Regions from separate parts of the Homo sapiens genome. Here region 2 is linked to region 1. A link is an interaction called in ENCODE POLR2A ChIA-PET data of the cell type or tissue named here. Cell type or tissue: PC-9. All regions are shown on one strand. Links, peaks and the distances in the headings refer to the core of each region. The heading gives the core; the rest is flanking DNA.

Region 1 (11,172 bases), core at 1,571-9,570:
TGGGATTACAAGCGTGAGCCACCATGCCTGGCCTATACTTAGTAAATACTTTCTAAGTGGCAAGTTGCAATTCAAATGTCACTTTTTACATGAATCTTTTTTTTTTTTTTTTTTTTTTTGAGACGGAGTCTTGCTCTGTCGCCCAGGCTGGAGTGCCGTCGTGGCGCCATCTCAGCTCACTGAAACCTTGGCCTCCCAGGTTCACGTGATTCTCCTGCTTCAGCCTCTTGAGTAGCTGGGATTATAGGCACCCACCACCGTGCTCAGCTAGTTTTTTTTTTTTTTTTTTTTTTTTTTTTTTTAGTAGAGACAGAGTTTCACCATGTTGGCCAGGCTGACCTCAAGTGACTTGCCTACCTCGGCCTCCCAAAGTGCTAGGATTATAGGCATGAGCCACCGTGCCCGGAATGAATCCTTTCATGACTCCCAGAGGCAGAATTCAACGTATCTACCACTGAATTCACATAGCTCAGAGTTACATTACAAAGTGCTATAAAAATAATGGTTTCTGATCAGGCATGATGGCTCACACCTGAAATCCCAGCACTCTGGGAGGCCAAGGTGGGAGAATCTCCTGAGCCCAGGAGTTTGAGACCAGCTTGGGCAATCTTGTCTCTACAAAAGAAAAAAAAATTTAATTAAAAAATTAGCTGAGCTTAGTGGCGTGCACCTGCTGGGGTGCCTACTGGGGTGCCTACTCCCCACCTACTGGGGAGGCTGAGGTGGGAGGATTGCTTGAGCCCGGGAGGTTGAGGCTGCAGTGAGCCAAGATCATGCTACTATACTCTAGCCTGTGTGACAGAGTGACATTCTGTCTCAAAGAAAAAAAAATAAGTTTCTTTAATAATGTGGTGTAATATTTTGATTGCAAGCAACAGAAAAATCATCTCCAACTATCTTAAACAATTAAGAGAATTTAGTCATCAGCTGAAAATTCAGGCAAAGCTTTGTCCTCAGTGTTAAGGCTCGATGATGTTACCAAAGACCTGGTTTCTTTCCATTTCTCCTTCTGAAATATTTGATATTCCTGTGTGTGTGTGTGTGTGTGTGTGTGTGTGTGTGTGTGTGTTTTGGAGACAGAGTCTCGCTCTGTCGCCCAGGCTGGAGTGCAATGGCGCAATCTTAGCTCACTGCAACCTCTGCCTTTGGTGTTCAAGCGATTCTCCTGCCTTAGCCTCCTGAGTAGCTGGGATTACATGTGCCCACCACTGCGGCCAGCTAATTTTTGTATTTTTAGTAGAGACGGGGTTTCACCATCTTGGCCAGGCTGGTCTTGGACTCCTGACCTCGTGATCCACCCGCCTTGGCCTCCCAAAGTGCTGGGATTACAGGCGTGAGCCACTGTGCCCAGCACCTAGATTTGTTCTTTTGTGACGTCAGTATGATTACAGCAGCTTCTAGAAGGGCCATCTGTGTTTTCTTCACCTCAAATAGGAAGATAATATCTCTCAAGGAAACTCCTTCAGAATAACAAGAAAGTATGCTTTCCAGAAGCCCCAGCAAAGGTCTTTTTATATCTCACTGGCCTGAATTAAGGTCACCTGTTCATCACTGATCTAGTCAATGTCTATGGGGATAAGCGTGTGCCGGGCTTAAGCCAAGTTACCCCTGGATGTAAGAGTGGAGTCAGCTTCCTTATGTGGTTACACGTAAGAGAATACGCATCCTGTTACTAAGAGGAAAGAGAAAGACTGTTGGGCAGTCAAAACCAACAAAAATCCACTGCATGATGCTGACCACATTCAACTACTTCTGTATTAATACCTTGATTAGTACACTAATGAAAATTTCTGTATAAATTAATGTTCACACAAAAACTTGTACATGAACATTCATGGCATCAGTATTTTTTGTTTGTGTGTCCATTTTTTAACTCAAAGACTTTGTTTTATTACAGTACATAGACTGGGATCGATGGGAAGATGTAGATGTCGTGGGCAACCATGGTTAGCATCGTTAGCCCATCCCCATCGTCATGAATGTATCAAAGATGCCTCTACTCTGCATCATGGTTTTCCCAATGCCGCCCATCACCTCCTGATCCTGCATCCCAATCCTGAGACAGAGGGTGCTGAGGAGCACCGTGGCCACCATGGCCACTGTTCAACCCATTATCAAAGCCTATCTCCATGCAGTCAAAGCAGCCTGGCTGAGACTGTCCCTAGGGACCCACAACCACTGGCATCTCGCTCTCAGCCTTGGTCGCTCAGCTCTCCATAGCATTGAATTCATAATAGCCAAAAAGTGGAAACAATTCTAGGGTCCATCAGCTGATGGATAAACAAAATGTGACATAGCCACAAAATGGAATATTATTCAGCAATAAAAACGAGTGAAATACTGATACCTGCTATAACATGCATGGAACTGAAAACATTATGCTAAGTGAAAGAAGCCAGTCACACCAGGCCACAAATTGTGTGACTTATTTTATATAAAATATGTACAAAGTAGATTAGTGATCACCAGAGGCTAAAGGAATAGGGTTTAGGGCATGACTGCTAATGAGTAGAGGGTTTTCTTTGGGGGTGAAAGAATGTGCTGGAATTAGGTAGTGGTGTGAATATACTCAAATCACTGGATTGTGCACTTTATTTTATTTATTTATTTTTGAGACAGAGTCCCAGTGAGTTGCCCAGGCTGGAGTACAGTGGCGTGCTATTGGCTCACTGCAACCTCTGCCTCCTGGGTTCAAGTGATTCTCGTGCCTCAGCCTCCCAAGTAGCTGGGATTACAGGCATGTGCCACCATGTCCGGCGAATTTTTGCATTTTTAGTAGAGACAGGATTTTCCATGTTGGTCAAGCTGGTCTCAAACTCGTGGCCTCAAGTGATCTGCCTGCCTCAACCTCCCAAAGTGGTGGGATTACAGGCGTGAGCCACCGCGACTGGCCCTCTTTTTTTTTCTTTTTTTTTTTGAGACGGAGTTTCGCTCTTGTTGCCCAGGTTGGGGTGCAATGGTGCAATCTTGGCTTACCGCAACCTCTGCCTCCCAGGTTCAAGCCATTCTCCTGCCTCAGCCTCCCAAGTAGCTGGGATTACAGGCATGCGCCACCATGCCTGGATAATTGTTTTTGTATTTGTAGTAGAGACGGGGTTTCTCCATGTTGGTCAGGCTGGTCTCAAAGTCTCAACCTCAGGTGATATGCCAGCCCTGGGCTCCCAGAGCGCTGGGATTACAGGTGTGAGCCACCGCACCTGGCCCAGGCTCTCTTTCTTAAATTAGCAATGCACATGAATGCAGACCAGCATCTTTGCAGCTAAGAACTAAAAGTACATTTGAAGATTATTCTTTAGTTGGTTTATTTTGTGATTTGTCACTTGCATAGATGCCATTTGGTCACATATCATTACAGAATTGAACTGATTAGTCCATGTTTTCCTCATTTCCATAGTATTTATTTTACTGATTTACCTGCAAAAAATTGCTTTCATTTCCTTTTCAACTTTGAAAGCAAAGAGTTCAGCTACAGCTTTGAATTAGTTTTGTCTGATTACTGCTTATAATATTTACATTGTTTTAAAAACACTATTACCTTGTTTTTTGTTTTTGTTTTTTTGAGACAGAGTCTCACTCTGTTGCCTAGGCTGGAGTGCAATGGCATTGCCTGGGCTCACTGCAACCTCCGCCTCCCGGGTTCAAGCGATTCTCCTGCCTCAGCCTCCCAAGTAGCTGGGATTACAGGCGCCTGCCACCACACCTGGCTAATTTTTGTATTTTTAGTAGAGATGGGGTTTCACCATCTTGGCCAGGCTGGTCTCGAACTCCTGACCTCGTGATCTGCCCGCCTCAGCCTCCCAAAGTGCTGGGATTACAGGCGTGAGCCACTGCGCCCAGCCCTTTTTCCTCTTTTTCATGTCAGACAGGTAATGTGCCAACATCATAACAATGTTTGTGGATGGCACATTTCACACATCCATGTGAATGCCCAATCATCATGCTTATGAACTACAAAATGATCTGATTATTTCTTTATAATTAAAGGTAAATATTTTTGGCAAAAATACTATATAAGTGGCCACTTGTTCAATAAAGAATGTGCTCAGGCCAGGCTCAGTGATTCACACCTGTAACCCTAGCACTTTGGGATGCTTAAGCTCTGGAGTTCAAGACCAGCCTGGGGAACATAGTGAAATCTCATCTCTACAAAAAGTACAAAAATTTGGCTGGTAGGGTAATCCTAGCACTTTGGGAGGCCGAGGCGGGCAGATCATTTGAGGCCAGAAGTTCGAGACCAGCCTGGCCAACATGACAAAACCCCGTCTCTACTAAAAATACAAAAATTATCTGGGTGTGGTGGCACATGACTGTAGACCCAGCTACTTGGGAGGCTGAGGCACGAGAATCCCTTGAACCTGGGGGGCGGAGGTTGCAGTGAGCTGAGATCATGCCATTGCACTCCAGCCTGGGCGACAGAGCAAGACTCTGTCTCAAAAAAAGAAAGAAAAAATTACAAAAATTAACCGGGTGTGGTGGCTCACACCAGTAGTCCCAGCTACTAGGGGGCAGGCTGAGGCAGGGGATCACCTGAACTTGGGAGATCAAGACTACAGTGAGCCGAGATTGTGCCACTGCACTCCATCCTGGGTGACAATGTAAGACCCTGTCTCAAAAAAAAAAAAAAAAAAAGAGTGTGCTCAAAGGGTAATCAGCCACTTGCTCTGTCCCTGATATCCCTCCCAATTCTTCACTGCTAGCCGTTTGTTCATCTACCAAACATTTGCCAAAGAGGCCTTTAAAAATTTATTACAGGCCGGGTGTGGTGGCTCATGCCTGTAATCCTAGCACTTTAGGAGGCCGAGGCGGGTAGATTGCCTGAGGTCAGGAGTTCAAGACTAGTCTGGCCAACATGGTGAAACCCCGTCTCTATTAAAAATACAAAAAAAGGGCCAGGTGCGGTGGCTCACACCTGTAATCCCAGCACTTTGGGAGGCCGAGACGGGCGGATCACGAGGTCAGCAGTTCGAGACCAGCCTGACCAACATGGTGAAACCCCGTCTCTACTAAAAATACAAAAAAATTAGCTGGGCGTGGTGGTGGGCGCCTGTAATCCCAGCTACTTGGGAGGCTGAGGCAGGAGAATCTCTTGAAACCGGAAGGTGGAGGTTGCAGTGAGCCGAGATTGCACCACTAGCCTAGGCAACGAGGCAACGAGAGCAAAACTCCGTTTCAAAAAAAAAAAAATACAAAAACAATTAGCCGGGCATGGTGGCGTGCACCTGTAATCCCAGCTACTCAGGAGGCTGAGGCAGGGGAATTGCTTGAACCAGGGAGGTGGAGGTTGCAGTGAGCCGAGATCGCGCCAGTGTACTCCAGCCTGGGTGACAGAACGAGCTCAAAAAAACAAAAAAAAGTATTACAGCTTGGATAACATAATGAGACCCTGTCTGTACAAAAACTACAAAAATTAGCTGGGTGTGGTGGTGTGTGCCTGTAGTCCCAGCTACTCAGAAATCGGAGGTGAACAGATTGCTTGAGCCCAGGAAGTTGAGGCTGCAGTGAGCTATGATCACACCGCTGCACTTCAACCTGGGTGACAGAGCAAGACCCTGTCTCAGAAAAAAAAAAAAAAAAAGTGTATTGTCTATTTTCACTTTTCTTTAGCCCACCCCCAAGCTTCAAAACTTTTTTTCTGTGTACAAAAATACAAATATTGGTTTGAAGACTATACTTTCAGGGATCATTTCTTCTTTGTTTTCGAGACTGAGTCTTGCTCTATCGCCCAGGCTGGAGTGCAGTGGCACAACCTTGGCTCACTGCAACCACCTCCGCCTCCCAGGTTCAAGTGATTCTCATGCCTCAGCCTCCTGAGTAGCTGAGACTACAGGTGCCCACCACCATGCCCAGCTCATTTTTGTATTTTTAGTAGAGATGGGGTTTTACCATGTTGGCCAGGCTGGTCTTGAACTCCTGACCTCAAGTGATCTGCCCACCTCAGCCTCCCAAACTGCGGGGATTACAGATGTGAGCCACCACACCTGGCCTCAGGGATCATTTCTATAGTTCGCTACAAATATTGCGTTGGAGCAGGTGAGTTTCTTGAACACAATACACTGAAAATTCCCATGCAGACCTTGAGAAATTATATTAAAGTCACATGGGTTGTCACTAATGTTTCTGGGAGATAACGGCAGCAACTAGTGAAAAAGAAGCCTTTCAAAGGATTAAAGAAATGGTTTAAATTAGTACTTTTGGAACACTGGAAGTTTCTCACTGTTGCTTTTTTTTTTTTTTTTTTTGAGACAGAGTCTTGCTCTGTCGCCCAGGCTGGAGTGCAGTGGCTCACTGCGATCTTGGCTCACTGCAAGCTCCGCCTCCCAGTTTCATGCCATTCTCCTGCCTCAGCCTCCCGAGTAGCTGGGACTACAGGTGCCTGCCACCACGCCCGGATAATTTTTTGTATTTTTAGTAGAGACAGGGTTTCACCGTGTTGGCCAGGATGGTCTCGATCTCCTGACCTCTTATCCGCCCGCCTTGGCCTCCCAAAGTGCTGGGATTACAGGCGTGAGCCACTGCGCCCGGCCATTTCTCACTATTGCTAATTTAGGAAAAAAGGAAATCCACTTTGTGATTTAGTCTTTGGTAAACTTGTATTATTCTTTTTATTTAGTTTCTCCTTTAGTTTTAGGTTACTGGTCCTTCTCTAGAGACAGTGGATATATTCACATTAAAGTTGAAGCAACTAGATAGCAACCAGCACCAGGACCATCACGCGCAGGCCAGGACCTGTGCCATGGCGTTGCTCTCAGATGCTGCTGATATTACTGATGTTGTCAGAGGTACCCTGGAGGGTGGAGCGCCCTGCCTTTGCCCGGGGAGAACCTTCTGGGGTTCCTGCCTTGGATGAGCACTCTGATCCATATGTCTCCAGGTTCCAGGAGTTGCAGAAATGCCACCAGGATCTGCAGAACACATTGCAAGACAAGGAGAGCTGGGAGGACTCAGACCCTGACCTCATCCAAAAGTGAAAAACCAATCCTGCCAAAGTGAATGTATTTTCTCTCCCCAAAGGCAGACTTGAGACCCCCAGCTTCAGGGTGGCTTCTGCCTGACTTCCAGAGCTCCAGCCAGTGCCTTTTGTCTGAAACCTCCATGTCCAGGACCCTTGGGCGGAGAAGAATCTGCTGGACACTGCTTGGGGCTGGACCCTGAGAGCGCTCACATTTGACACCCCAGAAAGCAAATAAAACAGTTGAAATATGTAAAAAAAAAAAAAAAAAAGAGCTGAAGCAACTACTAGATGGCAATTTTTTCTTGCATCCTTCCAGCTTTGTACACTTGGTCACACTTCATCTTCTCTTTTTGTTCCCCCTGAAAGAGCTGCTAACACTATTGGCTTTCTCTCTGTTTTTCTTTCCAGTCTCTACTTTTTTGGGAATATGGTTAAACAGATGCATCCTCTTCCCTTATTCTGATGAAATGTATTGCTGATGGCCTATCTGGCCACACTGCCCTCTTAATCTTTCTCAAAGGTGGCTCCTTGGTAATCACAACATTTTGCCATCTCTACCTTGGAGAGCAACTGTTAGAACCGGTTGAAGGAGTCCAGAGGAATGCTCTGAATTTGTTAGCAATTGCTTTGATTCCTTATTAAACATGATGTATGTTCAAGGTCCCTGATTTTCATAAAAATTATAGAACTGTGTAGATAAAAAGTTGTGTGTTTCTTTTGCACCACTTAACCAGTAGTGTGATCAATAAATGTTCTTTAGGCCGGGCGTGGTAGCTCACGCCTGTAATTCTAGCACTTTGGGAGACTGAGTCGGGCGGATTAGTTGAGGTCAGCAGTTCGAGACCAGCCTGGCCAACACGGTGAAATGCCATCCTTACAAAAAATACAAAAATTAGATGGGTGTGATGGTGGGTACTGGGGAGGCTGAAGCAGGAGAATCACTTGAACCCAGGAGTCAGAGGTTGCAGTGAGCCAAGATCGTGCTACTGCACTCCAGTCTAGGCAACAGAGCAAGACTCTGTCTCCAAAAAACGACAATAGGCCTGGCGTGGTGGCTCACTCCTGTAATTCCAGCCCTTTGGGAGGCCAAGCCTGGCGGATCACCTGAGGTCGGGAGTTTGAGACCAGCCTGACCAACATGGAGAAACCCCGTCTCTACTACAAATACGAAAACAATTATCCAGGCATGGTGGCACATGCCTGTAATCCCAGCTACTTGGGAGGCTGAGGCAGGAGAATGGCTTGAACCTGGGAGGCAGAGGTTGCGGTAAGCCAAGATTGCGCCATTGCACCCCAACCTGGGCAACAAGAGCGAAACTCCGTCTCAAAAAAAAAAAAAGAAAAAAGAAAAAAGAGGGCCAGTCGCAGTGGCTCATGCCTGTAATCCCACCACTTTGGGAGGTTGAGGCAGGCAGATCACTTGAGGCCACGAGTTTGAGACCAGCTTGACCAACGTGGAAAATCCTGTCTCTACTAAAAATGCAAAAATTTGCCGGACATGGTGGCACATGCCTGTAATCCCAGCTACTTGGGAGGCTGAGGCACGAGAATCACTTGAACCCAGGAGGCAGAGGTTGCAGTGAGCCAATAGCACGCCACTGTACTCCAGCCTGGGCAACTCACTGGGACTCTGTCTCAAAAATAAATAAATAAAATAAAGTGCACAATCCAGTGATTTGAGTATATTCACACCACTACCTAATTCCAGCACATTCTTTCACCCCCAAAGAAAACCCTCTACTCATTAGCAGTCATGCCCTAAACCCTATTCCTTTAGCCTCTGGTGATCACTAATCTACTTTGTACATATTTTATATAAAATAAGTCACACAATTTGTGGCCTGGTGTGACTGGCTTCTTTCACTTAGCATAATGTTTTCAGTTCCATGCATGTTATAGCAGGTATCAGTATTTCACTCGTTTTTATTGCTGAATAATATTCCATTTTGTGGCTATGTCACATTTTGTTTATCCATCAGCTGATGGACCCTAGAATTGTTTCCACTTTTTGGCTATTATGAATTCAATGCTATGGAGAGCTGAGCGACCAAGGCTGAGAGCGAGATGCCAGTGGTTGTGGGTCCCTAGGGACAGTCTCAGCCAGGCTGCTTTGACTGCATGGAGATAGGCTTTGATAATGGGTTGAACAGTGGCCATGGTGGCCACGGTGCTCCTCAGCACCCTCTGTCTCAGGATTGGGATGCAGGATCAGGAGGTGATGGGCGGCATTGGGAAAACCATGATGCAGAGTAGAGGCATCTTTGATACATTCATGACGATGGGGATGGGCTAACGATGCTAACCATGGTTGCCCACGACATCTACATCTTCCCATCGATCCCAGTCTATGCACTGTAATAAAACAAAGTCTTTGAGTTAAAAAATGGACACACAAACAAAAAATATTGATGCCATGAATGTTCATGTACAAGTTTTTGTGTGAATATTAATTTATACAGAAATTTTCATTAGTGTACTAACCAAAGTATTAATACAGAAGTAGTTGAATGTGGTCAGCATCATGCAGTGAATTTTTGTTGGTTTTGACTGCCCAACAGTCTTTCTCTTTCCTCTTAGTAACAGGATGCGTATTCTCTTATGTGTAACCACATAAGGAAGCTGACTCCACTCTTACATCCAGGGGTAACTTGGCTTAAGCCCGGCACACGCTTATCCCCATAGACATTGACTAGATCAGTGATGAACAGGTGACCTTAATTCAGGCCAGTGAGATATAAAAAGACCTTTGCTGGGGCTTCTGGAAAGCATACTTTCTTGTTATTCTGAAGGAGTTTCCTTGAGAGATATTATCTTCCTATTTGAGGTGAAGAAAACACAGATAGCCCTTCTAGAAGCTGCTGTAACCATACTGACGTCACAAAAGAACAAATTTAGGCGCCGGGCGTGGTGGCTCACGCCTGTAATCCCAGCACTTTGGGAGGCCGAGACAGGTGGATCACCTGAAGTCAAGAGTTCGAAACCAGCCTGGCCAACATGGTGAAAACTTGTCTCTACTAAAAATACAGAAATTAGCTGGGTGCGGGGTGGGTGCCTGTAATCCCAGCTACTCAGGAGGCTGAGGCAGAAGAATTGCTTGAACGCCGAAGGCGGATGTTGCAGTGAGCTGAGATTGCGCCATTGCACTCCAGCCTGGGCGACAGCGGGAGACTCTGTCTCCAACACACACACACACACACACACACACACACACACACACACACACACACACACACAAATTTAGGGATATCAAATATTTCAGAAGGAGAAATGGAAAGAAACCAGGTCTTTGGTAACATCATTGAGCCTTAACACTGAGGACAAAGCTTTGCCTGAATTTTCAGCTGATGACTAAATTCCCTTAATTGTTTAAGATATTTCGAGGCCGGGCGCAGTGGCTCACGCCTGTAATCCCAGCACTTTGGGAGGCCGAGGCGGGTGGATCACGAGGTCAGGAGATCGAGACCATCCTGGCTAACACGGTGAAACCCCGTCTCTACTAAAAATACAAAAAATCAGCCGGGCGAGGTGGTGGGCGCCTGTAGTCCCAGCTACTCCAGAGGCTGAGGCAGGAGAATGGCGTGAACCCCGGGGGGCGGAGCCTGCAGAGAGCCGAGATCGCGCCACTGCACTCCAACCTGGGCGACAGAGAAACTCCGTCTCAAAAAAAAAAAAAAAGAGATATTTCAAGATGATTTTTCTGTTGTTTGCTATAAAAATATTACACCACAATATTAACGAAAACTATTTTTTTTTTCTTTGAGACAGACTCTCATTCTGTTACACAGGCTAGAGTACAGTGGCGTGATCATGGCTCACTGCAGCCTCAACCTCCCGGGCTCAAGCAGTCCTCCCACCTCAGCCTCCCCAGTAGGTGGGACTACAGGTGCACGCCACTACGCTCAGCTAATTTTTTAATTAAATTTTTTTTCTTTTGTAGAGACAAGGTTGCCCAAGCTGGTCTCAAACTCCTCCCAGAGTGCTGGGATTTCAGGTGTGAGCCATCATGCCTGATCAGAAACCATTATTTTTATAGCACTTTATAATGTAACTCTGAGCTATGTGAATTCAGTGGTAGATACGTTGAATTCTGCCTCTGGGAGTCATGAAAGGATTCATTCCGGGCACGGTGGCTCATGCCTATAATCCTAGCACTTTGGGAGGCCGAGGTAGGCAAGTCACTTGAGGTCAGCCTGGCCAACATGGTGAAACTCTGTCTCTAC
Region 2 (11,172 bases), core at 1,131-9,130, 280 kb after region 1:
CATCACTAGCCCTGGCATCTGCTCCAGAATCCATCACTTTTTGGTTATGTGACTTGGGTTGATCCTTGAACCTCGATAAGCCTCCCTGGGACAATAATGCCTGGCTGTAGGGCTGCCATGGGGACAAAATGAGGTCCTGGTTGTTAAATTCCAAGTGGTTTCTGGCATACGGTAGGAGGATTTTTCTGCCCCTTTCCTCTGTGGAGCTGAGCACCAGTGGACAAACAGGCACACCTCTTTCATTTGATTATTAGTCTTAATCCTTAAATTTATAAAGTTCCTTTCATGTTTTTAAATCTCACTGAATTCTCACAGTGTCCCCTTGAAGCAGACTCTGGAGTCAGACTGGCTGGGTTCAAATCCTGCTTCACTTAGCTGAGTGACCTTGGGCAAATCACTTTCTCTTTCTGTGCCTCAGTTTCCTCATTTTTAAAACAGTGACAAGAATTTCTGGAGGTGGATATTGGTTTTATGGGGCCTGAAGGTTACGATTTGGAGGACCCTCTTTAAGAATAGAATACACACTCGGTTACGGTGGCTCACGCCTGTAATCACAGCACTTTGGGAAGTTGAGGTGGGAGGATCACTTGAGGCTTCAGGAGTTCAAGATCAGCCTGGTCAACACAGTGAGACCTCATCTCTACCAAAAAAAAAAAATTAGCCAGTGTGGTGGGGCATATCTGTAGTCCCAACTACTTGAGAGGCTGAGGCAAGAGGATGGTTTGAGCCCAGGACTTCAAGGCTACAGTGAGTTATGACTGTGTTACTGCCCTCCTGCCTTGCTCTAGACAGAGCAAGACTCTGTCTAAAAAAAAACGAAAAAACCCCACACACAAAACCTCCCCTTAGACCCTGAATATTTATATTTATTTGATCAATGTGGTCAATGGGAACCCTTTCAAGCTGGTGTCTGTGTCATTTTGGCCTGCTTCCATAATTCCTGGAACACTTGCTTTCTGGTATAGCAAGATATCAACTTTTCCAGCCCCTGGAATCAACCAATACTCCAAAGAGCTCTGATTTAATCTTTTAGTGGAAAATAATATTTAGAAAGCATGAAGTAGGCACTAGAATCATACTAAAAAACCAAGAACTGGCCGGGCACGGTGGCTCACACCTGTAATCTGGACTTTGGGGGCTGCAGTGGGTGAGCTGCTTGAGCCCAGGAGCTCAAGACCAGCTTGGAAACATGGTGAAACCCCATCTCTACAAAAAAATACAAAAATTAGCTAGGTAGGTAGTGCACACCTATAGTTCCAGCTACTCGAAAGACTAAGGTGGGAGGATTGCTTGAATCCAGGAGGGCAAGGCTGCAGTGAGCTGTGATCATGCCACTGCACTCTAGCCTGGGCAACAGAGTGAGACCCTGACTAAAAATAGATAAATAAATAAAAATCAGGCGTGGTGGCTCACGCCTGTAATCCCCAGCACTTTGGGAGACCAAGACAGGCAGATCACCTGAGGTCAGGAGTTCGAGACCAGCCTGGCCAACATGGTGAAATCTTGTTTCTTCTAAAAATACAAAAATGAGTCAGACATGGTGGCATGCCCCTGTAGTCCCAGCTACTAGAGAGGCTGAAGCGGGAGGATAGCTTGAACCTGGGAGGCAGAGGTTGCAGGGAGCCAAGATAGTGCCACTGCACTCCAGACTGGGCAACGGAGTGAGACCTTGTCTCAAAATAATAATAATAATAATAGGGCTGGATGTGGGGGTTCACACCTGTAATCCCAGCACTTTGGGAGGCCGAGGCGGATGGATCACCTGAGGTCAGGAGTTCGAGACCAGCCTGGCCAACATGGCAAAACTCCATCTCTACTAAACATACAAAAATCAGCTGGGTATGGTGGTGCACGCCTGTAGTCCCAGCTTTTCGGGAGGCTGAGGTAGGAGAATCGCTTGAACCCAGGAGGCAGAGGTTTCAGTGAGCTGAGATCATGCCACTGCAGCCTAGACTGGGTGAGACACAGTGAGACTCTTTCTAAAAATACTAATAATAAATAAAAATAAATAAATAAAAGAAACCACCTGGGCATGGTGGCTCACGCCTGTAATCTCAGCACTTTGGGAAGCTGAGGTGGCCGGATCACTTGAGGCCAGGAATTTGAGACCGGCCTGGCCAACATGGTAAAACTGTCTCTACTAAAAATACAAAAATTAGCCAGACATGGTGGTGCATACCTGTAATCCCAGCTACTTGGGAGGCTGAGGCAGGAGAATCGCTTGAACCTGGGAAGCGGAAGTTGCAGTGAGCCAAGATCCCACCACTGCACTCCAGCCTAGGCGACAAGAGTGAGACTGCGTCTCAAAAAAAAAAAAAAGAAGAAGAAACCAGAACTGTTCATTGTTATGAGGGTCACTACTCCCAGTCCTTCCTAGAGCTAATGAATGTGTACACACACACACACACACACACACACATTTACAATTATATTTATTTCTATAATTATACATACTAAACAACATGAATTCAGACTATCATCTCCAATTCCAAGCTCATATCATGGGGTTCATTCTAGTTTTTGCCCCTTGTGTATTTATACTTCCTGTCTTTCACACCGAGGAATCTGGTGTCCATTATTCTTGATTTATCTTTTTTTTTTTTTTTTGAGACAGGGTCATGCTGTATCCCCCAGCTGCTGGAGCGCAGTGGAGTGATCTTGACTCACTGCAACCTCTGCCTCAGGGTTCAAGTGATTCTTTTTTTTTTTTTTTTTTTTGAGACGGAGTCTCACTGTCACCCAGGCCCAGAGGCCCAATCTCGGCTCACTGCAACCTCCGCCTCCCAGGTTCAAACAATTCTCCTGCCTCAGCCTCCTGAGTAGCTGGGACTACAGGCGCCTGCCACCAAGCCCAGCTGATTTTTCGTATTTTTTAGTAGAGATGGGGTTTTACCATTTTGGCCAGGCTGGTCTCGAACTCCTGACCTCATGATCTGCCCGCCTTGGCCTCCCAAAGTGCTGAGATTACAGGCATGAGCCACCGCACCCAGCTTTTTTTTTTTTTTTTTTTGAGATGGAGTTTTGCTCTTCTTGCCCAGGCTGGCGTGCAATGGCACAATCTCGGCTCGCTACAACTTCCACCTCCCAGATTCAAGAGATTCTCCTGCCTCGGCCTCCCAAGTAGCTGGGATTACAGGTTCCCACCACTATGCCTGGCTAAGTTTTTGTATTTTTAGTAGAGATGGGGTTTCACCATGTTAGGCAGGCTGGTCTCGAACTCCCGACCTCAGGTGATCCACCTGCCTCAGCCTCCCAAAGTGATAAGATTACAGGCGTGAGCCACTGCACCCAGCCTAAGTGATTCTTCTACCTCAGCCTCCCGTGTAGCTGGGATTACAGGCGCACACCACCACACCCAACTAATCTTTGTATTTTTAGTAGAGATGGTGTTTCACCATGTTGGCCGGGCTGCTCTTGAACTCTGGGCCTCAAGTGATCCACTTGCCTCGGCCTCCTAAAGTGCTGGGATTACAGGCATGAAATACCACATCCAGCTACTTTTTTTTTTTTTCCTTTGTTTGAGACAGGGTCTGGCTTTGTCACCCACGCTGAAGTGCAGTGGCGTGATCACAGCTCACTGCAGCCTTGACCTCCCAGGCTCAAGTGATTCTCCCATCTCAGCCTTCTGAGTAGCTGGGATTACAGGCTCCCACTGCCATGCCCCGCTAATTTTTTTTTTTATACTTTGAGTTCTAGGGTACATGTGCACAACGTGCAGGTTTGTTACATATGTATACATGTGCCATGTTGGTGTGCTGCACCCATCAACTCGTTATTTAACTCCGCTAATTTTTAAATTGTTTTGTAGAGACAGGGTTTTGCTGTGTTGCTATGTTTTGCAAGTGTTGGGATTACAGGCATGAGCCTCCGCAGTCGGCCTGGATCTGCTTCTTGTTCCACACATAAACTTGTTTCTTTCACTGCTCACATACTTCCAGTTGTCCTGGGAATCATTTATATTGGGATAAGACTTCTGATCCTGTACAGCAAGGGTCATGAGGTACAGCAAATGGTAGGAATATTCCTGGAAGCCCTTTCCACACACCAGGACAGCTCACAATGACTTAACTATACACAAAAGTGACTGCCAGCCACCCAGCTATATCCCACCAAATCAATCCAAACTGAGTGTATTTCCAACTCAACTTCACCTTAGCTGGATCACCAAATCCTCATGGCATCTCTGATATCACCTGATTCAAGGGAAAGTGAGATAGAGTGGGAAGAAATAGTAGTCTTAACCAATTGCAATTTTAGAATTTTGCTTTTGCATGTTAAAAGAAAAAAAAATATGTATTTGACGCTATGAAGACATTGCTGGGGTTGCTCCCAGTGCCTAGGATGGGCCCGTGCAAGTGCAAGGCCCTGCCCTCAAGAGCCCTCAGTCTGAGGGAGAAGACACAGATCAACTCCAGGAATCTCTAATCTAAAGGGAGAAGTCTCTAGTCTGAAGTGGGGAACACGCAATTCCAACCAAAAGAGAAACCTAAAGGAAAAAAGGAAAGAAGAAGGCGTCAACTGTGTCAAATGCACCTGAGAAGTTGAGTAAGATAATAGTGGTTCATTGGCTTTGGCAATATGTAGCACTGTAACCATATCAGAGCCTTTAAAAAATAGACTAGAACAGGCCGGGCGCAGTGGCTCATGCCTGTAATCCTAGCGCGTTGCGAGGCCGAGGCAGGTGGATCACTTGAGGTCAGGAGTTTGAAACGAGCCTGGCCAACATGGTGAAAACCCCTCTACTAAAAATACAAAAAAAAATTAGTTAGGCGTAGTGGTGCCTGTAATCCCAGCTACTTGGGAGGCTGAGAATCACTTAAACCTGGGAGGCAGAGGTTGCAGTGAGCTGAGATCGTGTCACTGCACTCCAGCCTGGGCAACAGAGTGAGACTTGGTCTAAAAAAAAAAAGAAGAATAGATAGACTAGAATATACTGTAGAGAGATGGGAGGTGAGGGAGTAGAAAAACAAGCAAACAAGTTTGCTGCAAATGAGAGCTGAAAATTGGAGAGGTAGCAGCAGAAGAAAGTGGGGCCATGGAATAATAATATAAAAACAGGGCTGGGCATGGTGGCTCACACCTGTAATCCCAGCACTTTGAGAGGCTGAGGCAGGAGGAGTGCTTGAGACCAGGGTTTGAGACTTAGCCTGGGCAACACAGACTCCATCTCTACCAAAAAACAAAAAACAAAAAACAAAAAAAAAAAAACAGCAGGGCGTGGTGATGTGAGCCTGTAGTCCCAGCTACTCTGGAGGCTGAAGTGGGGAAGATGGCTTGAGTCCAGGAGTTCAAGGCTGCCGTAAGCCAAGATGGTGCCACTGCACTCCAGCTTGGGTGACAATGCAAGAACCCCATCTCTAAAAACAAACAAAAAGATATTAAAGCGTGTTTGTAAATTGAAGGGAAGAAGAAAGATATTTGTGATGCATAAGCTAAAAAAAGGGATAATTAACAGGGATAGAGTTCCTGAAAAGACTAAGATGATGAGATTCATTGCACAAGTGGAGGGATTAGCTTGGATGGCTGGGTCCTGTCCCCGCATTAACAGAAGTGAAGGTCAATTTCAGCACCTGTCATAATTTCCTGGGCCCAGTGCAAAATGAAAATGTGGGTCTCCTTATTCCAAAATTATTAAGAATTTCAAGACTATAACAGAAGGCCATGAAATCAAGCGTGGAGCCTTTCTAAGCCTGGGTGCTGTGCGACTGCAATTTGTACTCCCATGAAGCTGGCCCTAGTCAAGTACGCAGTGAGGTCGATGAGGAGGAGGCTGTCCTGTGGTAAGTCCCTTCTAGGATTGGAAGAGATGAGTAAGGCTACTTTCAGCTTCACTGCTCTACAAGCTGGGGGGGTCGCTAGCAAGGGAGAGGGGCAAAACTTGTCCCTTTTTAACTTCCAACCCTGCCAGATTTGAGTCCAGGGCTTTCTAGAAGTCTCCACGGCATCGGGTGACCATAGCAACTCATGCCAAACTCTCGGGCCCACGGCTCCGCCTACCGCTTCGTGGACGCGCTTGTTGATTGGCTCCGAATGTCGACCAATGGTCGGCGAAGCGGGTTGCTTGCCGCACGGTCAATGGCCGCAAACCGGGAGGAAGGCGGGAAGAGAGGAGGTGGAGGCGGGCCTGGGCAGCCGCGCGCGTGCGTGTTTCCGGCTCCGCTGCGGAAGGCGGACGACTAGAGTCGTTGGGCCCGGCGCGACCCGCAGGAGCGTAGAGAGCGCGGGACTAGAGTGCAGAGCTCCGGGACGTGGATCGGAGCCGGCGCGATGGGCGGAGAGCAGGAGGAGGAGCGGTTCGACGGCATGTTGCTGGCCATGGCTCAGCAGCACGAGGGCGGCGTGCAGGAGGTAACGGCCCGCGCGGCGTCGGCCCACCCGGCGGCCTTGGCCACGCTCCTTCCGCCCTTCTCTGCCTTCGAGGGCTGAGACCCACCCCAGCGGCTCGCGGGCTTCTGGGATGCCCCTACATTCTCACTGCGCCCAGCTTCCGGCCTGGCCACCCGCCAGCAGGTCTCACCCGGTTCGCATCAGTCCCGGGCCCCCGGCGCCCCTCAGTAGTAGCAAATTATCGCATCCCTGAGCTTAGGATCCCCCTTTAGTTTCACATATGCCCCCACCCCCGTTTCCACTTTGATGGCGGCTTCCAAGGAGCATCCCTTAGTAAGAACCGTCGCAAATATCGTGATTTGGATCCACCAAGGCTTGGGGCGAGCCGTCGAATGTGTGTGGTAGGGGAGCGGGCTGATGTTAGCACGTGGTCTTGTTAGGCCTTGAATGGGGGAATAGGAGGCCTGTGTTCACGATTAGTTTCCACCACCTACCAACTTGGAACCTTTACATCTCTCCAAGCCTGAGTTTCCTTATCTGTGAGACAGCTGCGAATACCGGTTTCCAGAGAGTAGTTAAGAACCGTAAGTTCTCAGTAATAAGGCTTTTTCATTCAACAAGTATTTGTCGTGTGATTGATGTGTGTCCCACACTCGACAATAAGGGCCAACTGTTACAGATTCTGGAGTTGGTTTTTTTGGAACAAACACAAAGTTAACGGTAGAAAAGTCTGTCAGGATCAGAACTCTCATTCTCAGAGCCAGAGAAGTGGCAAGGATTTGCCTAGATCATGCAACATGGTTCTCACCTAGACAGGTCAGTGTGCTTCCCAGAGTCCATGGCTGATTGTGTCTTACTGGAGGTAGGTTTCCATTGAACTTTCTATTCCTATGTAACCTAGGTGTCTGGTGACCAAGGACTTCTAAGCCCTTTGTGGTGGGGAGAGTGTTTCTCATTTGCAAGTGTGAAAAGCCTTCCTGTCTCCATTCCTCTAAACTGTTCGCACAAAACTGGATTTGGGAGCGAGTTCATTTTTGAGCAAATTGAAAAACTGTCTAGAAGCAAGAACGGAAACCATTGAGATATGTTCTAGCATCAGATTTAATCAGATTTAGACCCACTCTTGGGCAAATAAAGGGTTTGTGTGTGCTGACCTTGAGTCACCACTAGATTGTTTCATTCAGCAAGAATTTTACTGATTATGTACCTTTAGCCATATCTGGTGCCCAGCATTGCAGGTGGCAGACAGACTAAGCCATGGTTCATGGTTCCTATTTGTAAGGTGTTTACCCTCTGCCAGTGGGTCTCTTGCTCTGTGCCATACATTGCTAAAGGCCTCACCTCCTTGACCTCATGATCCTCACCAGGTCCCTAGAAATAGGTACTGCATCTTATTCCTGTTGTACAGAGTTAAGAAACTTCTGCAAAGTCAAAAGGTAATATATGTCCATCTGATACTCAAACCGTTGGCTACACTTGTACTCCAGCCAGAATTAATCCATCTTATCCTCCTTTGAAGTGGCTTCATTTGCTCTCCTCCTTCTTGCTTTGACCCGGTAACTTAGCCAGTGTCTTTTTTTTTGTTTAGACAAGAGTCTCTCACCCAGGCTGGAGTGCGGTGGCACGATCTTGGCTCACTGCAACCTCTGCTTCCCGGGTTCAAGTGATTCTCTGCCTCAGCCTCCCAAGTAGCTGGGATTACAGGTGCCCACCACCTGTAATCTAGCTAATTTTTGTGTTTTTAGTAGAGACGGGGTTTCACCATGTTGGCCAGGCTGGTCTTGAACTCCTGACCTCAAGTGACCCGCCCACCTGAGCCTCCTGAAGTACTGGGATTATAGGTGTGAGCCAGTGTCTTGATGGGCTTTTTACTTTCTGGAGAGGAAAGCTGGGCCCAGGCTTTTCATGCCCTGGATGCAGAGGAGTGTTCCATACGCTTAGGCTGCTTCTAGCATCACAAGGAAAGTGAAAGGCGCACACACACACAGGATATGAGAAATCTGCTTCATGGTGGAAGTGACTAAGAGAACCTGCTGGGGAGATAATCTCCTCAGTTGGGAAGCTCAGAGGAAAAATAGTCAAGTCCCAAGTTCCCTCCTAGACAAAACAAGTTGACTTGTGTGCAGTTGAAGGGCTCCCAAATGCAGCTCTACTACTTTAATCTTCTCCCCCTCTTTCAGCTTGTGAACACCTTCTTCAGCTTCCTTCGACGCAAAACAGACTTTTTCATTGGAGGAGAAGAAGGGATGGCAGAGAAGGTAAGTGTTGGAAACCACTGTCCTTTGGGCGGCTCTGTCTCTTCAGAAGAAAAGCTCACCTGGCCTTTCTTTGGCATAATAGTAACTTTCAGCAGAAGCGAAATGCCAAAGGTGAGGAATTGGGGAAGGGAAGGAAGCTGTCATTTCTTCAAGCTCCACTCCTTGCTCAGCCCTCTATCTACCTTATTTCCCATGACTTTTGCAGTTCTACAAGAGGGGCAGGTGTTAACTATCCCCATTGAGGAAATTGGCTCAAGAGAATTTTGCACCTTATCCAAAGTCTTGAGCTGAGCTGTGGGAGAACCAGGGTTGAAACCAGTCTGTTGTAAACCTGTCCTCTGCCCCGACACAGTGCCTCTCAGTTCCTTTTCCAATGAGGAGGTTTTATTTATTTATTTATTTTCTGAGACAGAGTCTTGCTTTGTCACCCAAGCTGAAGCGCAGTGGCGCAATGTCGGCTCACTGCAACTTTCGCCTCCTGGGTTCAAGCAATTCTCCTGCCTCAGCCTCCTGAGTAAGTGGGATTACAGGCGCCCGCCACCACACCTGGCTAATTTTTGTATTTTGATAGAGACGAGGTTTCATCATATTGGCCAGGCTGGTCTCGAACTCCTGACCTCATGATCCACCCGCCTCGGCCTCCCAAAGTGCTGGGATTACAGGTATAAGCCACTGTGCCTGGCCAGGAGGTTTTATTTTTACTTTTATTTATTTTATTTTATTTTATTTTTTGAAATGGAGTCTCATTCTGTTGCGCAGGCTGGAGTGCAGTGGCATAATCTAGGCTCACTGCAACCTCCGCCTCCTGGGTTTAAGTGATTCTTGTGCCTCAGCCTCCCAAGTAGCTGGGATTACAGGCAGGCGCCACCATGCCTGGCTAATTTTTGTATTTTTAGTAGAGATGAGGTTTCACCATGTTGGCCAGGCTGGTCTCGAACCCCTGACCTCAAGTGATCCACCCACCTCGGCCTCCTAAAGCGCTGGGAGTACAGGTGTGAGCCACTGCACCCGGCCTGAGGAGGTTTTAACTAATAACCTAGGAGATGAGACTGGGCAAATATTAGAAACTGATGCTTAGAAATAAATTTAGAAGGCCGGGCGCGGTGGCTCACGCCTGTAATCCCAGCACTTTGGGAGGCCGAGGCTGGCGGATCACGAGGTCAGGAGATCGAGACCATGCTGGCTAACACGGTGAAACCCCGTCTCTACTAAAAACACAAAAAATTAGCCAGGCGAGGTGGCGGGCGCCTGTAGTCCCGGCTACTCTGGAGGCTGAGGCAGGAGAATGGCGTGAACCCCGGGGGGCGGAGCTTGCAGTGAGCCGAGATCGCGCCATTGCACTCCAGCCTGGGCAACAGTGAGACTCCGTCTCAAAAAAAAAAAAAAAAAAAAAAGAAATAAATTTAGAAATACTCAGAGGCATGTCTTCCCAGATGCTGTGACTCAGAGTTTAAGGATTTCTGTTTTGTAGTATTGATTCTGAGACCTTGAACTTCTTTCTGATTCCTTAAAGTTGTAATTATACTTTTGAAAATTGTTATATCATGAGGAATTTTTTTTTTTTTTTTTTTTTGAGACAGAGTTTCACTCTGTTGCCCAGGCTGCAGTGCAATGGCACGATCTCAGCTCACCACAACCTCCGCCTTGCGAGTTCAAGCAATTCTCCTGCCTCAGCCTCCTGAGTAGCTGGGATTACAGGCATGCACCACCACGCCTGGATAATATTTGTATTTTTAGTAGAGATGGGGTTTCACCATGTTGGCCAGGCTGGTCTTGAACTCCCAACCTCAGGTGATCTGCCTGCCTTGGCCTCCCGAAGTGCTGGGATTACAGGTGTGAGCCACCATGCCCAGCCTTTTTTTTTTTTGAGACGGAGTCCCGCTCTTTTTATCCAGGCTGGAGTGCAATGGTGCGATCTTGGCTCACTGCAATGTCTGCCTCTTGGGTTCAAGCAATTATTGTGCTCAGCCTCCTGAGTAGCTGAGATTACAGGCGTGAGCCACCACGCCCGGCGCCATTATCTTTATAATAGACATAAACAAGAGACATAATAAGAAGGAGACGTAGACGTTCTTTGCAAACCGTTTTCTGTGGCTTCAGGATTCTAACAAGTTGGTAAACTCTTTAATGTGTCCTGAATGTCTGAGGCCACTCTGTCATAGACACATTACCTAAGAGTAGGAGTCCCAGGTTCTTGGTCTAGCTTTGTCACCTAGTCGAGTTCCCAGCAATGCTCTGGTTCTTTCCATCTTTACATCTGTAAAATGGGAGAAAGTAGACCCCTTCTAGCTCAGATATTTTTTCTGTATTGTCACTAACACCTCTGGCCTTTCTGTGGGTCAGACTACCTGTAAAACCTCATGCCGCAAACTTACAAAAAAATACAAAAGCACTTTTAGTTTTTATAGCTTTTGGGACTAGTCATTTATTTTTTCTTTCTTTTTTTTTTTGACACGGAGTTTCATGCTTGTTGCCCAGTCTGGAGTGCAATGGCACGATCTCAGCCCACTGCAACTTCTGCCTCCCAGGTTGTAAGTGATTCTCCTGCCTCAGCCTCCTAAGTAGGTGGGATTACAGGCATGCACCA

What was found. Peaks named below come from ENCODE experiments on the same cell type or tissue, not always from the same donor. Only the 100,000 strongest peaks of a DNase experiment are listed, where the experiment ranks them.
Region 2: POLR2A ChIA-PET joins it to region 1 with 13 read pairs; 2 of 35 experiments call an interaction of 5 or more read pairs at or near these places.

What each region holds. Positions count from the first base shown.
Region 1 is chr1:26,638,430-26,649,601 of GRCh38, forward strand. LOC124904813 (small nucleolar RNA U13) reads right to left here and starts at 3,960; the gene lies at 3,857-3,960. In PC-9, for the core only: no CTCF peak of the experiment used is centred there; no DNase peak of the experiment used is centred there.
Region 2 is chr1:26,915,582-26,926,753 of GRCh38, forward strand. NUDC (nuclear distribution C, dynein complex regulator) reads left to right here and starts at 6,162. Exons shown (of 9, transcript NM_006600.4): 1 at 6,162-6,348; 2 at 8,508-8,585. The coding sequence starts at 6,268. RefSeq lists enhancers at 1-361, 6,189-6,308, 6,429-6,970 and silencers at 3,013-3,213, 5,909-6,058. In PC-9, for the core only: no CTCF peak of the experiment used is centred there; DNase peaks (open chromatin) are centred at 6,050 and 7,510; H3K4me3 peaks cover 2,158 bases; H3K27ac peaks cover 764 bases.